2 separate regions of the Homo sapiens genome follow, and region 2 is linked to region 1. A link is a loop called in an ENCODE intact Hi-C map of the cell type or tissue named here. Cell type or tissue: dorsolateral prefrontal cortex. All regions are shown on one strand.

What was found. Hi-C counts contacts between places; a loop is a spot of excess contacts. Peaks named below come from ENCODE experiments on the same cell type or tissue, not always from the same donor. Only the 100,000 strongest peaks of a DNase experiment are listed, where the experiment ranks them.
Region 2: a loop joins it to region 1, with 4 times the contacts of the local background. A loop is called at or near these places in 61 of 110 quality-filtered maps.

What each region holds. Positions count from the first base shown.
Region 1 is chr1:8,915,547-8,920,546 of GRCh38, forward strand. The region is part of intron 1 of LINC03153 (long intergenic non-protein coding RNA 3153); the gene reads right to left. Among named protein-coding and RNA genes, the nearest start is that of LINC03153, 8.8 kb to the right of the region's middle. In dorsolateral prefrontal cortex, CTCF peaks have their summits at 2,717 and 2,927; no DNase peak of the experiment used is centred here; H3K4me3 peaks cover 390 bases; H3K27ac peaks cover 805 bases.
Region 2 is chr1:9,003,100-9,008,099 of GRCh38, forward strand. SLC2A7 (solute carrier family 2 member 7) reads right to left here. Exons shown (of 12, transcript NM_207420.3): 10 at 4,211-4,286; 11 at 1,653-1,780; 12 at 1-419. The coding sequence ends at 201. Among named protein-coding and RNA genes, the nearest start is that of SLC2A7, 21 kb to the right of the region's middle. RefSeq lists enhancers at 1,182-1,710, 1,711-2,237, 4,658-5,000 and a silencer at 1,950-2,229. In dorsolateral prefrontal cortex, a CTCF peak has its summit at 2,199 (motif pointing left); DNase peaks (open chromatin) are centred at 2,182 and 3,031.

The DNA.
Region 1 (5,000 bases):
ACAAAATGTTATGACAGAGATCATAACAAAGATTTGGAGCAAAGATTTCTGTTTGCTGAGCTGTCACTCAAGCTAAACAGATAGCAACAGGGAATCTTTAGGCAAATTAACTTTCCCCTGAATGGGTTCTTTTATCCTGTCCATCTGCATTCATTCCCATGGGTACTTCGAGACCGAGCTAACAAGTCAGATATACATAATAAAGAAAATTGCTCAAGGGAAAAAAAAATCAACTGTTCATTTGGGAAAATGTGGTGCTAGTCTAAATACAATTCTCTATTAATTTCAAGGGGTCTAAAAATCTATCACCAGTTCTTCAAAAAGTTAAACAGACTTATCCTGTGGCCCAGCAATTACATTCCTAGGTACGCACCCCGAAGAACTGAAAACAGATAGTCAAACAAATACTTGCACACAAATGTTCATCGCAGCACTATTCTCAATAGCCAAAAAGTGGAAATTACTCAAAATTCCATCAACAGATGAATGGAGAAACAAAATGTGGTATATACGTATACAACAGAATATCATCCAGCCGTGAAAACAAATTAACTACTGATGTGTGATACAACGTAGATGAACCTCAGAAACATGACCTTAAGTGTTAAAAGCCAGACATAAAGATCATGATTCCGCTTATGTGAAATATATGAATGATCCCCTTTATACGAAATATTCAGAATAGGTGAATTTATCAAGACAGAAAGCAGATCAGTGGTTGTCAAGGGATGGGGAGGGGGGAATGAGGAATGACCGCTAATGGGTACGGGGTTTTCTTTCGGGGTGATGAAAATGTTTTGGAACAAGATAGAGGGGCTGGTACGCAGCATCTGTGAAGGTACTAAATGCCACTGAAGTGTACTTTTTAAAAACGTTAATGTGGTGAGGTGCGGTGGCTCACGCCTGTAATCCCAGCATTTTGGGTGGCTGAGGTGAGTGGATCACCTGAGGTCAGGAGTTCGAGACCAGCCTGGCCAACATGGTGACACTCCGTCTCTACTAAAAATAGAAAAAAATTAGCCAAGTGTGGTGGCGGGTGCCTGTAATCCCAGCTACTCAGGAGGCTGAGACAGGAGAATCACTTGAACCCAGGAGGCAGAGGTCGCAGTGACCCGAGATCTTGCCATTGCACTCCAGCTTGGACAAGAGCGAAACTCTGTCTCAAAAAAAAAAAAAAAAGTTAATGTGTCCAGCACAGTGGCTCAAACCTGTAATCTCAGCATGTTGGGAGGCTGAGGCAGGAGGATCACTTGAGCCCAGGAGTTCGAACCAGCCTGGCGCACAGGATGAAACCCTGTCTCTACTAAAAATACAAAAATTAGCCGGGCATGGTGGCACGCGCCTGTAGTCCCAGCAACTTGGGAGGGTGAGGCAGGAGAATCACTTGAACCTGGGTGGTGGAGGCTGTGGTGAGCTGAGATTGCGCCACTGCACTCCAGCCTGGGTTACAGAAGGAGACTATGTATCAAAAAAAAAAAAAAAAAAAAAAAAAAAAAAAAAGTCCGGGCGCGGTGGCTCACGCTTGTAATCCCAGCGCTTTGGGAGGCCGAGGCGGGCAGATCACGAGGTCAGGAGTTTGAGATTATCCTGGCCAACATGGTGAAACCCTATCTGTACTAAAAACACAAAAATTAGCTGGGTGTGGTGGCTCGTGCCTGTAATCCCAGCTACTCGGGAGGCCAAGGCAGGAGAATTGCTTGAAACAGGGAGTTGGAGGTTGCAGTGAGCCGAGATCACACCACTGCACTCCAGCCTGGCGACAGACTGAGACTCTGTCTCAAGAAAAAAATATATAAAAAAAGTTGCTCGTGCCTGTAATCACAGCACTTTAGGAGGCCGAGACGGGAGGATTGTTTGAGCCCAGTAGTTCAAGATCAGCCTGGGCAACATAGCAAGACCCTGTCTCTATAAAATAGGAAAAAAAAGAGGTTAATGTTGTATTATATTACTTTAATTTTACCCCAATATGAGTTTGTAAACAAATCAAGTTCTCTGTAAACAAGTATTTGATGGTCTGGAAAATGGGATTGCCTCAATATCCAAACAGCCGTTTCTGGGCAGCTTCCTGACCATCCGGTAGGTTTCTTGGTCCAGCCCTGAGTCTCCTTGGCAATGCATCAGGGAGACACCAGGCTCATTCCTCTTTCCTCGTGGCTTCCATATCTTTCCATCCCTCAGCCCTCCGCAGAACCAGCTGTTTGCGGTCACACCGTGGATCTTGTATGAAGCAAAAACAAAAAAAACAGGGCCAGGCGCGGTGGCTCACGCCTGTAATCCCAGCACGTTGGGAGGCTGAGGTGGGCAGATCACTTGAGCTCAGGAATTCAAGACCAGCCTGACCAACATGGTGAAACCCCATCTCTACTAAAAATACAAACATTAGCCAGGCACGATGGCTCATGCCTGTAATTCCAGCACTTTGAGAGGCCAAGGTGGGTGGATCAAACTCCTGAGGTCAGGAGTTTGAGACCAGCCTGACCAACATGGTGAAACCCTGTCTCTACTAAAAATACAAAAATTAGCCGGGCATGGTGGTGTGCACCTGTAATCCCAGCTACTCGGGAGGCTGAGGCTGGAAGATGGCTTGAACCTGGGAGGCAGAGGTTGCAGTCAGCCAAGATTGTGCCACTGCACTCCAGCCTGGGTGACAGAGCGAGACTCTGCCTCAAATACAAAAACAAAAACATAACAAAAATTCTGCACAGTATTTTTCTGACCACTGGGTGTCATGAGCGTACAATAAATGCTTCAGCTGGAAAAACTGCATATTTACAGGACTGCCTTCAATATGGTGGTGGTTCTCCTGACTGCAGGGGATGCGGCAGCAAGTAATAAACCCTTCAAAAGTTGCTTTGTTTTTGCAAGCAAGACATTGAGAAGCAGAGAAAATGTAGACAGTTGAAGATAAACAAAAACACAGCACTGGCTGCTTCTTTGCGTTTTCCAGAATATTTCAGTGGAGCAGCTGTTACGGGAGGAATATAAAAATCTAAAGTAAGGCTGGGAGCAGTGGCTCACTACTGTAATCTCAACACTTTGGTAGGCTGAGGCAGGAGGATTGCTTGAGGTCAGGAGTTCAAGACTAGCCTGGGCAATATAGCAAGACTCTGTCTCTACCAAAGCCAGAAAAAAAAAATCTAAAATAAAGTATTCTTAGGGACACCTCTCAAGAATTGTAACTAAGAGGTGGGCAAGGTGGTTCCTGCCTGTTGTTTCAGCTACTGAGTTTCAGGCTGCAGCGTGCTGGGATAGCACTTGTGAATAGCCACTGCTCTCCAGTCTCGGCAACATAGCAAGACCCTGTCTTTAAAAAAAAAAAACAGTTCTGAAAGAAAAATGAGCAACCTTGAACCCTTTGGCCTCAGACAGTACAGGGCTTGCTCACCTAGAAAGTTAAAATAAAGAAAGTGGGCCGGACATGGTGGCTCACGCCTGTAATCCCAGCACTTTGGGAGGCCGAGGCGGGTGGATCACCTGAGGTCAGGAGTTTGGACCAGCCTGACCAACATGGTGAAACCCCATCTCTACTAAAAATACAAAATTAGCCAGGCATGGTGGCACGTGCTTGTAATCCCAGCTACTCAGGAGGCTGAGACCAGAGAATTGTTTGAACACGGGAGGTGAAGGTTGCAGTGAGCCGAAATTGTGCCACTGCACTCCAGCCTGGGCATCAAGAGCGAAACTCCTCAAAAAAAAAAAAATAAATAAATAAAATTAAAAAAGCAAGCAAGCAAGTGGTTGCTTATTGTCACTATTTATATCCCAATGACTGGTCTTTTAATTTTACTAGAGAGCAACTTCCTTGTCAATTGCCCTGAACAGAGTTGATCTCACTTCAGAGCAGTATGATTATGAATTTTCAGCTCTACCAAGTTTTGGCATCAGCATTTCCTCATTGATAAAAGTACTCTTGATTTCTTCTCTCAGCTGGGGTAGCTCAGAGAGGCCTGAATGTGCAAACCAGTACCTTTATTTATTCTTCTTGGCTGTGGAAAATCGTCCATTATAGGAATATTGTTAACATTTTTTTTGGGGTGGTGGGGGTCGGAGTCTTGCTCTGTTGTCCAGGCTGGAGTTCAGCGGCATGATCTCGGCTCTCTGCAACCTCCGCCTCCCAGGTTCAAGTGATTCTCCTGCCTCAAGCTCCTGAGTAGCTGGGATTACAGGTGTCTGCCACCATGCCCAGTTAATTTTTGTATTTTTAGTGGAGACGGGGTTTCACCATGTTGGCCAGGCTGGTCTCGAACTCCTGACCTCAAATGATCTACCCACCTCAGCCTCCCAAAGTGCTGGGATTACAGGTGTGAGCCACCGTGCCCGGCAACGTTTTTTTATATAATGTTTTTTTGAGATGGAGTCTTGTTCTATCGCCCAGGCTGGGGTACAGTGGTGCAATCTTGATTCACTGCAACCTCTGCCTTCAGGGTTCAAGTGATTCTTGTGCCTCAGCCTCCTGAGTAGCTGGGATTACAGGCATATGCCACCATGCCCAGCTAATTTTTGTATTTTTAGTAGAGATGAGGTTTTGCCATGTTGGCCAGGCTGGTCTCGAACTCCTGGCCTCAAGTGATCTGCCTGCCTTGGCCTCCCAAAGTGCTGGGATTACAGGTGTGAGCCACAGTGCCCTGTCAACTTTTTTTTTTTTTTTAAGTTAAGAATGAAGGTCAACAAATTAAGTTGGAAGTAAACCGGGGCTCTTGATAGGTTAAATCTAACACATCCAAGGACACCAGGGTCATTTATACCAACAGGGTCTGTCTACAAGTTATAAGGTTTTAATGTGTTTTATTTTAGAGATGGGGTCTCGCTAAGTTGCCCAGGCTGTATTTGAACTCCTGGGTTCAAGGAATGCTCCTGCCTCAGCCTCCCAAATAGCTGGGACTATAGGTGTGTGCCACTGGGCCCAGCTTAATTGTTCTTAAAAGCCTATCTATGTTCATGAAGGTCAAAGTGTTGAAATCTGGCCATGCAGGGTGGCTCACGTCTGTAATCCTAGCACT
Region 2 (5,000 bases), 88 kb after region 1:
GTCATTCCTCAATGGCTAGCCTTGGAACTTCTCAGCTAAATATGCATTGTTGTGGGTATTTAATAATATCCATAATTAAGTTAAATGGGGGCAACGACAAAAGCCTCCGTGCTATTATCCTCCCCAGAGCCTGGGGCCGGGAGGCCCATTGTCATAGAAGGAAGCCTTGAATATGGGCTCCCGTCCTTCATGCAGGGCCACTAAAAGGAAGTTTCCTTGGCAGGAGAGGCTGTGGGAGGCCCAGCATCAATGGTTTCTTCTTTCTCCTCTGGAAGCTTCACCCTGTTTCTCTTGGCAAAAATGCGGTTTATCTCCACAAATGTTTTGCCCTTGGTCTCCGGAATAACCACGTAGATGTAAATCGCAGTGAGGAGGCAGATTCCGGCAAAGATGATGAAACTGTAGGCACCGATGGCCTCCTAGACCAGGAGACGAGAAAGACAGGAGGGGGCAGAGAAAGGCAACAGTGCTGATTCAGCTGAGCACGTTGGCTCATGCCTGTAATCCCAGCACTTTGGGAGGCCAAGACAGGTGGATCACCTGAGGTCAGGAGTTTGAGACCAACCTGGCCAACATGATGAAACCCTGTCTCTATTAAAAATACAAAAATTAGCTGAGCATGGTGGTGTACACCTGTAATCCCAGCTACTTGGGAGTCTGAGGCAGGAGAATCGCTTGAACCCAGGAGGTAGAGGTTGCAGTGAGCCAAGATCGCGCTACTGCACTCCAGCCTGGGCAACAGAGCGTGACTGTCTCAAAAAAACAAAAACAAAAACAAAAACCCCAAAACAAACAACAAATAACCAATGCTGGTCGAGGCCTTTGTGAGTCCATAAAGGAGTTGCTTGGCAGCCAGTTTTGTTTCACTCCTGGAGGAATGATATAGCTAGAAAACTGTGATCACTAAAGATTGTTTGCAGGAAAAAAAAAAAAAAAGCTAGAAATTGGATTCCCCCTCACCCTATTATCAAAAAGAATCTGGTTGGGTGCTGTGGCTCACACCTATAATCCCAGCACTTTCGAAGTTTGAGACCAGCCTGGGCAATATAGCAAGACCCCATCCCTAAAATACATAAATAAATAAATAGCCATGTGTGGTGGCCCATGCCTGTGGTCCCAGCGACTTGGGAGGCTGAGGTAGGAGGATCACTTAAGCCTGGGAGGTCAAGGCTGCTATGAGCTGTGGTTGCACCACTGCATTCCAGCCTGGGTGACAGAGCAAGGCCCTGTCTAAAAAAAAAAAAAAAAGACTGCTTAACCTTTTGACAGTAGGGGTTTATGGCCTCTGTGCCCTGAAGGTGCTGAGAGCGCAGAGTTTGTGGCCCATCTTGTCTTCGGAACAGAGGAAGGAAGCGGTGGGGGATCTGCACCCTGGCTCTGGCTTTGTTTGCTGGCGCCTTTGAGCTCCGCGGACCAGAGCCCCTAAGCAATAGCCCTTTACAATGTCAGCAGGGGATCACCCTTCAGTAACTGAGAAACCGGTGTCTTCAAGGGTTTGCAGGCAGTGGGGCCACGTGTGTCTGTGGACCCTTGGATGTGTCTGAGAGCCTGTCCCCACCTTGCTGGATTCACAGATGTGCTTAGCGGAAGGGGAATACATCTTACTCCCTGGAGGCCCGGTGGAGCGGGTTGGGGAAGGGGCCCTCACTCACCTGGATGGATGGGAACAGGAAGCCTATGATGAAGTTGGTGAGCCAGTGCACTGCCCCGTCCACCATGAAAGCTGCCCGCCGGGAGGACTGCAGGAAGATCTCGGTCCTCACCACCGAGGGGACAGGACCTGGAGGGCAGAGCAGGATGGGTGGGGCGGAGAAGGACCCAGGTGTCCCCCAGGGCTGGCGGGACGCGGCCCACTCTAGCCTCTGACCTAGGACCCTCAAGAGTACCAGCTGGGATTGGGGACTGGAAAGGAACCCTGCCTTTACCCACAAAACCAGGGCGTGATCAGAGCAGGAGCTGCAAAGATCCACTTTGCAAAGTCTGGTTGGAGAGCCTGGAATTGAATTTCCATTGCTGCTTCTTCAAGGCCAATGACGCTCCATGAAGGTTTGCAGAAAGTAAATGGATGGGAAGCTTCGTGGGAGCAGCAGGAGTGAGTGGGCTCCAGCTCACAGGCAGCAGAGCTTTCTGAAAGAGCTTCCTTTGCGCTGGCGTCACTCTGACTTGAGACCGCCCGCGCTTGGGAAGTGCCGCCCTCCTATGGCGGATCTGGGTATGGCAGGGCCTGAGGGCTACACCTTCTTGGACAACTGTTTTTCATTATCGCTTCCTTAAGAAGCCTTGTCTAAAATGTCTAAAGCCATTTTTGTTCCCTAATCGCCACTCCCATGAAATTTTAATACTGTGCGTCTGTTTAGGTCCTGCATATATAGATATCTGTAGCTTTACACAAAGAAAGAGGAAGATTCTGTCCCTCCTCCTCCAAGCTTCCCACCCCCGCTTAGGTGGTGAAATGGCCTCATTGAAAAGGTCCGGTCTCACAGATCACTGGAGGTCAGGAGTTCGAGACCGGCCTGGCCAACATGATGAAACCCCATCTCTACTAAAAATATAAAAATTAGTCCGGCATGGTGGCGTGTGCCTGTAGTCCCAGCTACTCAGGAGGCTGAAGCAGGATAATCTGTTGAACTCGGGAGATGGAGGTTGCGCTCCAGCCTGGGCAACAGAGTGAGACTCCAACTCAAAAAAAAAAAAAAAAAAAGAAGGAAAAAAAGAAAAGGACCGATCTCCCTCTCTGGATGGACATGGAGAAGAATTCAAAGCCCCTGAATGAAGCTGGGATGTCAAGTGCAAACTCCTGCAGCCCAGTGACTTGGGGCCCGGGCCCCTTCTCCAGGGCCCTGACCCCAAAGTGGACGCCGGCAGGGATGTCATCTGTCCTGCCTTCCTCCTGTCCACCACAACAACAGCAGCCAATAGTCCTTAGGTCTAAGTTGAATGTCAGATCAGCCCATGCTCTGACCTCGCGTCTGCCGGCACACCTGATCACCCCGTTCTTGGAGAAGCACCATGGCTTGCTCCAGGTGACACACAGGCAGTGGGGGCAGAACGGCTTGGAACCCGGCCAGGTCTACACACACTGGCACTTTTCCTTTGAGGTTCTGCTGCCTCCACGTTTGAGGTACACTGGGAAGGCGTCCTGCTCTAAATCCCCACCCGCTCCCCTTTATTTTTTAGACAGAGTCTTGCTCTCTTGCCCAGCCTGGAGTGCAGTGGTGGATCTTGGCTTACTGCAACCTCTGGGTTCAAGTGATTATCCTGCCTCAGCCTCCCGAGTAGCTGGGACTACAGGCGCCCGCCAACACACCTGGCTAATTTTTGCATTTTTAGTAGAAACGGAGTTTCACCTTGTTGGCTAGGCTGGTCTCGAACTTCTGACCTTAAGTGAACAGCCTGCCTCCCTCCACCTCTCAAAATGTTGGGATTACAGGCATGAGCCACCATGCCAGGCCTAAATCCCACTTCTTAAATACCCTTAAATACAAGTATGTGGTCTCATTCATGTGCCTGACACAGCACAGTGTAAACAGGTATTCCGCCAATGGATGTTGAATGAATTAAATACCTTCATTTTGGTTTATGGACAGTGCTTTCAAAATGAACATTCTTCAGGGAATGTTATTAGAGTCTTCACAGTCAGGGGTGTCTTTTCCCAGGCAGGGAGAAGGAGGTTCAATTCTCAGGACACACTAGGGAAGGAGTCTGGAGTCTCAGAGGCTGCCCAACAGGTGGGCCCAGGTGGAGGCCCGAAGCCACTGGCAACAGGACATTGGGGACAGTGTAATAAGGGACTGTAGCTGGCAGTCAGCGGGGATAGAAGGCAGTTGAGCCTTGGGTGTGCTGTGGGCTTGGAGGCTCAAGTGAGTGTCTGGAGGGTGTGGATGTAAACCAAGGTGCCCCAGGGGTGTCTGACTGGCATAAGCTCCCTCTCTGCAAAAGCTCATGTCCTTGTTGGGTGCCAGACCTGAGTCTGGGCCCCCCTGGGAGCCACAGATGATCAGTGGGGCGCTGGCCTGGCTGGCGCTGGTTGAATGAATGCACATGGCCTGGAGTGCCATCAAGGCTGAGAACTAAGAACGTGTGGGATCTGCGTGAGCACGGGGACCAAGGACGTCCATTCACTCAGCAAATATGTGTCGAGCACTGACTGTGTGTCAGGCCCAGGAATGGACCAGGATGGCCGGGGCGAGGGAGGCGTGCAGGTACTCACTGGGCCCAATGGAATGTCCCGCGATGTAGGCAAAGACACAGATGATGCCGAGGTAGGACAGCTCGGGGACCCTGTTCTGTGGGGAGAGGCAGGGCTGTCTGGGCTGAGGCCAGGAGCCCCACGTGCGGGGGGGTCCACCTGCGGGTCCCACCTTCCTGCCCCAGGGAGGAGCTGCACCTAGATGTCTGGGCACCTCCATGGACCTTGAGGGCTCTGTGGGCAAGAGAGGAAGGCCAGTGAGAACCAGGCCTTGTAGCCTCCCACAGGGCTCCCTCCAGCCTCACCTGATGAGCGTCATGGAGAACGAGGGGCATCTACCTTTGAGTTATTTTCCTGCCAGGTGCCATTCTCTGCACTTTACAAATCACAAATATTAACTCATCTGATCTTTGTGATACTCCTCTGCCCTCTGAGTGACTCTACGATTCTTTCTTTTTTTTTTTTTTTGAGACAGAGTCTCGCTCTGTCGCCCAGGCTGAAGTGCAGTGGCACAGTCTTGGCTCACTGCAGCCTCCGCCTCCCGGGTTCAAGATTCCCCTGCCTCCGCCTCCTGTAGCTGGGACTAGAGGCGTGCGCCACCACGCCCGGCTTATATGATTGTTTCAGTTCCACAATTGTGGAAGCAGAGCACAGAGGGCCCTGAATACAGACCATGAGGAACCTTAGTCCCTCAGGGATCAAGCAGTGGCTGAAGTCACCCAGTCAACATGAGTGAGCTGAGGTCCGGACTTTCTCTACCATTCTCTGGAGACTCCTAGGACCCCCGGACCCGTGGAGCTGGCAGACCACC